2 separate regions of the Mus musculus genome follow, and region 2 is linked to region 1. Evidence: chromatin loops called from intact Hi-C (ENCODE). Cell type or tissue: heart. All regions are shown on one strand.

Region 1 (2,500 bases):
GGAGTCTCTCACTCTTCAAGGCCCCTGGCTGAGCCTTTTCCAGCTCAGGACAGACCTGCTTCAGGATGTCGTAGTACTGCTGGGTCTTGAATTGTTTGGGAAACACAATACCTTTGCAGCCTACCTTTCTGAGGACATATTCCAGTTCTGAGGACTGGTAGGCTGGGTTCACAGACACCAGGATGATGCCTGCCTGGGCAGTAGCCAGCTGAATAAGTACCCAGGCATAGGAGTTGGGTCCCTGCATGCCCAGCCGGTCACCCTTGCGGAGGCCAATGCTCAGAAGACCAGAAGCAGCTTTGTCCACCTCCTCCTTGAGCTGCGCAAAGTTCAGCCTGATGTTTTCATGGAGGATAACCAAAGCCTCTCTGTCGGGGAACCTCTGCGCTGTGGCGTCAAGGCACTCGCCCACAGTTGTGTTCACAAGATGGGAGTCGGTGTGGCCCTGAATGTAGCTGAGGCCTCCAATGGGCAAGGGGTTGGTGCAGTTCACCATTCCAGAACTGAGAGCGCGGACACTCTGCAACTTCGAGTTCGGCCGAGGGCGAGTGAGCAGCGTCCGGGGGCCCCGCGCCCCCAGGCTCGCGATACACAGCCTCCCGAAGCGCAGCATCCCGTGATAGACAGCCATGGCTCGCTTCCGCCGCGGGTCTGGGCCAGGAGTAAAACTCCACAAGAGTTTTTTTATTTTCCAATTCTAAAGACTGTAATGAGAGAGTCTTTTAGAGGCTAAGAGGCTTTGTTGATTAAAATGATGTAATAGTAATAATAATAATAATAATAATAATAATAATAATAATAATAAATTAAACCATGCAGATGGCTCAGAGGGTAAAGACACAAACGTGACAATTTGGTTCAATCTCTGGGACCCAGAAAGTAAAAGTAGACAACTAACTTCCTCAAGTTGTGTTCTGACAACGTTGTGGCACGGCCCTCCAACCAATCAATCAATCAACTAATCATCAATCAACCAATGAGCCAATTGTTCAATCAATGTAATAAATTTAAAAAGAAATATAAAGTGCACATGTGGAATGAAATACCAATAACGTTAGTTAGTTCGTTAGCTAGCTGGTTAGTTAGTTAAAACAGTACTGCTTGTATGGTTGCTCATTTCGATTATCCAAGCCTGTCTCTGGAGACTGAGGCAGGCGAGTTAGAGAGCAGCTCTAAACTACACACTAAACTACAAATCCCTTCATTCTTTGTGGCATTGAGGCGCCACGTACCCTGAAGGATGCGGAAGTCTTGTTCGCATGCCCAATCGTACCTCGACGCTTGTGAAACGACGGCAAGATGGCCAATCCCGAAGCAGCGTACCCTGCGGAGTCCCGCCTCCGCGTTGCGCTGACGGGTCGCGGGCGGATACGCGGCCTTCTGAACCTTCCCTGCCTCCCTGCTCCCGGCCTCCAGTCTTCAGCTCGGCCATGGCTCCCAAAGGCGGCTCCAAGCAGCAGTCCGAGGAGGACCTGCTCCTTCAGGATTTCAGCCGCAACCTGTCGGCCAAATCGTCGGCGCTGTTCTTCGGGAACGCGTTCATCGTGTCTGCCATCCCCATCTGTGAGCTTCGGGCGGGCGGCGGTGGCGGCGGGGACGTGGCGGGCGCGGCGGGGAGGCCTAGTGTCCGGAGCAGCGTCCTCGGGAAGTCACTCGCGGCGTGCTTCTGAGCCGGGCGCGGGTTCTGGCCCGGAATCTCTTTTTGGTACACTGCCCTTCTCCTCACCACTGTTGGACACTAGGATGTCTTTAATGAACCGGGCGGGGGAGCCACTGATAAACCTTCACTGAATTAGCAGCGTGACCCGTGGCAAACCTCCCCTTACTCCCGAGCATCCTTTGGACGTGCAGAATGCCAAGTTAGGCCTTGCCCGAGGTCCGCGATCAGCCTTGTTTAGGATTTCAATAACTCCTAGAGAGCAGCTCGAGCCTTCTCGATTGAATGAGAAACTGCCCACTTGAAGGCCAAAACTGTCTCCAAGTCCAGGTTTTCCGAGTTTCCTGTCTCCTGACCCGCACTGCCGCAGTGCTGCAGGCCAATCATGTCCAAAAAAAGTTCTTTGTTATTTTGGCCTTGTAAAAAGCTCAGCTTGCAGTGAATGTGGTGTGGAGCCCCCTGGGTTCACTGGCCCGACAAAGCATTGTTTGGATTTCAGTGAGCAGCCACGTCAGCAAGTTAACCAAAGTTTTGGGACAGCGGTTGATTTAAAATGGCCCGTGTTTTAACTTCCTAGTATTCCATGAGTGAAATTGTTATTATTTGTAATCCCCACTCCCAGTTTGTTCTCAAGTTAGAAGATGAAATTTCTAGACTAGCAATATCCCCACAGCCTACCTTTCTGTACTGGGAAAGCCCTGAACTGGGACAAACCCAGTTTATTGTCTATCTCACCTCTAGTGAAGTTTTTCGGATACTGGGTGGGATTTACTGACTCTCATTTACCTGGCTTAGCTGTAGTCTGGCATGTGCAATGGGGCAGTGATGTTGTGTGTCCCTTGC
Region 2 (2,500 bases), 270 kb before region 1:
AATATTAACTGAGGCCAACCACGGGAGTAATGGTAATTATGTGGACATGGGTCCAAGTGACCAAGTACATAATCATATACTGTCATAGTCACATGGCAAGAAACCAGAAGGCATTATCTTCAGTTAAGCCATCATTGGTGAATGGAAATGATAGTATCTTGGGCTCCACAGGAATATTTTTCCCTTATACAGCCAACTATATCTCCTCTTAAAGTGCCATCCACAAAAGTATTAGCAAGCATGGACCTAAATAACGTATAAATTCAAGGTACCAGTGGGATGTTTATTATTTAATGCCTTCGCTGTGACTACTCTTAACATATTACTATGTCACCAGAAGTGGCAGGCTTCTGGCTATGAAAGAAAAATTTAAAAATAGCACCCTGGTAAATTTGAAAGACCTCTAAAACGAAGTGGAGGAGAAACTGATGTCAATGCACATCGCACAAGACATAGTAACAAGATTACAGGCAAGATACATTCATTGGATTCGTCCCAAGAACATGTGTAACTTGTCCTCATATAAAGACACTTTATTGTAAACCCATGTAAACTGTGAGTGCAGACTGTAATAACTAGGTGCTTTTCTGCTAAGCAATGCATGCTGATGATTACAACTAAGAGGTGGGCACCTAAAATTCCCAAGGTGACTAGAAGGGTACTACTTTCTTTAACGTTTATTTTTGTTATTGCCTATATTTTAAGAAACAGCTTGTAAGCCGATTAGAAAAGTCCATTGGGTCTTTATAAAGATGTGACTACTCGTGAAAAGAATAGTAGAATCCACATATAATTCCGCTTTTCAAGAAGTGTAGGGCTGTTTGCTCTTTAGCAGAAGAAAACGTGATTTTTAAGTTACCCATTCAGTATTTTAACCAAACAAGTTCCTTTTGGTCTTTCCCATTATATATGTGGAAACTGTCCTTGGCAAAAGTACAGAGGTACGTGGCCGCTGCTACGTGCGTTTGAGAACCTTCTCTGTGACACTGGTCACGAGATAGACGTGCGTGTTCTTAAACGCAGAAATGCCCTTGGTGGTTCATTTCCGATTCTTACACCGGTGTCACGCCCGGTCATTAACTCAGGTTCTGCTTCCAGGCCCTTCCTCAAGTACCATTCCGGGGGCGTGATTCACCGAAGGGCAGGTCGGGGGCAAGAGAGCAGGAGGTCACTGCAGGAAACTAACCGCCCGACCGGACTGCGCTGGCCCAGGCCTCGCCTGGGGCGCCGAGAGGCCGCCCCACCTTCCCGCCTTCCTCCTCCCGACCCCCGCCGCCCCGCAGTCCCGCGCCGCCAGTCTCTGCGCCGGAACTGTGTCCCCGCCGACCGGGTCCTCTGAGGACTGAGGAAGGCCATGACCCTCACCTAGCCCGGGACTCCGCAGGGTGTAAAACGGCTTCCCTGGTCTCCCGGGCGACCGCGCTGCACGTTGGCCTGACGTCAAGGCGCGGTGACGTCACAGCCCCCGCCGACGCGGAAGCGGAGCTTCTTTTGCATCATTTGTCCCAAAAGCGAGCTAGGCGGAAGCTGGAGCGGGTGGCGGGGGTCGAAGGAGAGGGCGGATTTACGCGCGGTTCTGTGACGGACGGGGATGGGGCTCTGGAACCCGCGGGGACGACGGGCAGCCGAGGCTGATGAAGAGGCGGGAAGTGGGTGGCCATGTGCCTCATCTGCAGGGGCAATCATTGTTGTCGAACGGAAGGAAAAGAAGCTTTTAAGTGGAATTGACTGGGGAAGGCTTGCTTAGAATTTCATTCTGGTCCAAAGAAGTCAAGATGACGGGTTTAGTTCATGAAGTATTACTGAGACGTGCTACTGCACACTCAAGTAATGGAAGGCCTCTTGTTTTTACACACTGACGACTTCCCTTTATTCATACTTTATTCATAAAACAAATACTGATGACCTACTACGCAACAAGCAAGCAGGATGAGATGATGCTTGGTGACTAACACAGGCCACTGGTATGATTAGTGTCTTCGTAGTCTGCTCCTTTTCCAGGAGCATCTGAGGTCCAAAGTTCTGATCCTCCAGTAACTAAAGAAAACACGGTTTCCTAGCAGAAAAGAACAATAATTGCTGTTAAAGAATAGTTTGCATGAATAGAAAGAAAAGGCATTGGAGAGAGGAAGGTGAACAGGTGATTTGAAATAGTGCCAGATCTATTGGAGCTGCTGGTTGATCACTAGTATGAAAATAACCGCATGAAAATAGTGAATACTCCCCTAAGTCATGAAAGATATAGATTATGCAGAAACTAACAACAGTTACTTACTATTGAGTAACTAGTATTATGTACTGTATATCATTGAATATATACAAGAGGGCTAGAAACAGAGGGCTTCTGACAGCATCACCACGAACACTACACAAAATGTCTCGGTAACTAACATCACTAGATATTAGGAATTTTATACCAAAAGTATTGTTATAGGGCACATAACTACAGTTTGGACAATAATTACCGAGCACTTGTATCTAAAAAGGAAGGCAATCCTCT

The links. A loop is a pair of places that touch in the nucleus more often than their neighbours do. Peaks named below come from ENCODE experiments on the same cell type or tissue, not always from the same donor. Only the 100,000 strongest peaks of a DNase experiment are listed, where the experiment ranks them.
Region 2: it touches region 1 in a loop (2.5-fold over the local background); 15 of 42 quality-filtered maps call a loop at or near these places.

What each region holds. Positions count from the first base shown.
Region 1 is chr3:65,391,468-65,393,967 of GRCm38, reverse strand. Ssr3 (signal sequence receptor, gamma) reads left to right here and starts at 1,415. Exons shown (of 5, transcript NM_026155.3): 1 at 1,415-1,563. The coding sequence starts at 1,431. It also overlaps the pseudogene Gm5540. In heart, a CTCF peak has its summit at 1,467; a DNase peak (open chromatin) is centred at 1,327; H3K4me3 peaks cover 1,591 bases; H3K27ac peaks cover 1,251 bases.
Region 2 is chr3:65,665,177-65,667,676 of GRCm38, reverse strand. Lekr1 (leucine, glutamate and lysine rich 1) reads right to left here and starts at 1,449. Exons shown (of 13, transcript NM_001166659.1): 1 at 1,366-1,449. In heart, no CTCF peak of the experiment used is centred here; a DNase peak (open chromatin) is centred at 1,466; H3K4me3 peaks cover 1,255 bases; H3K27ac peaks cover 1,582 bases.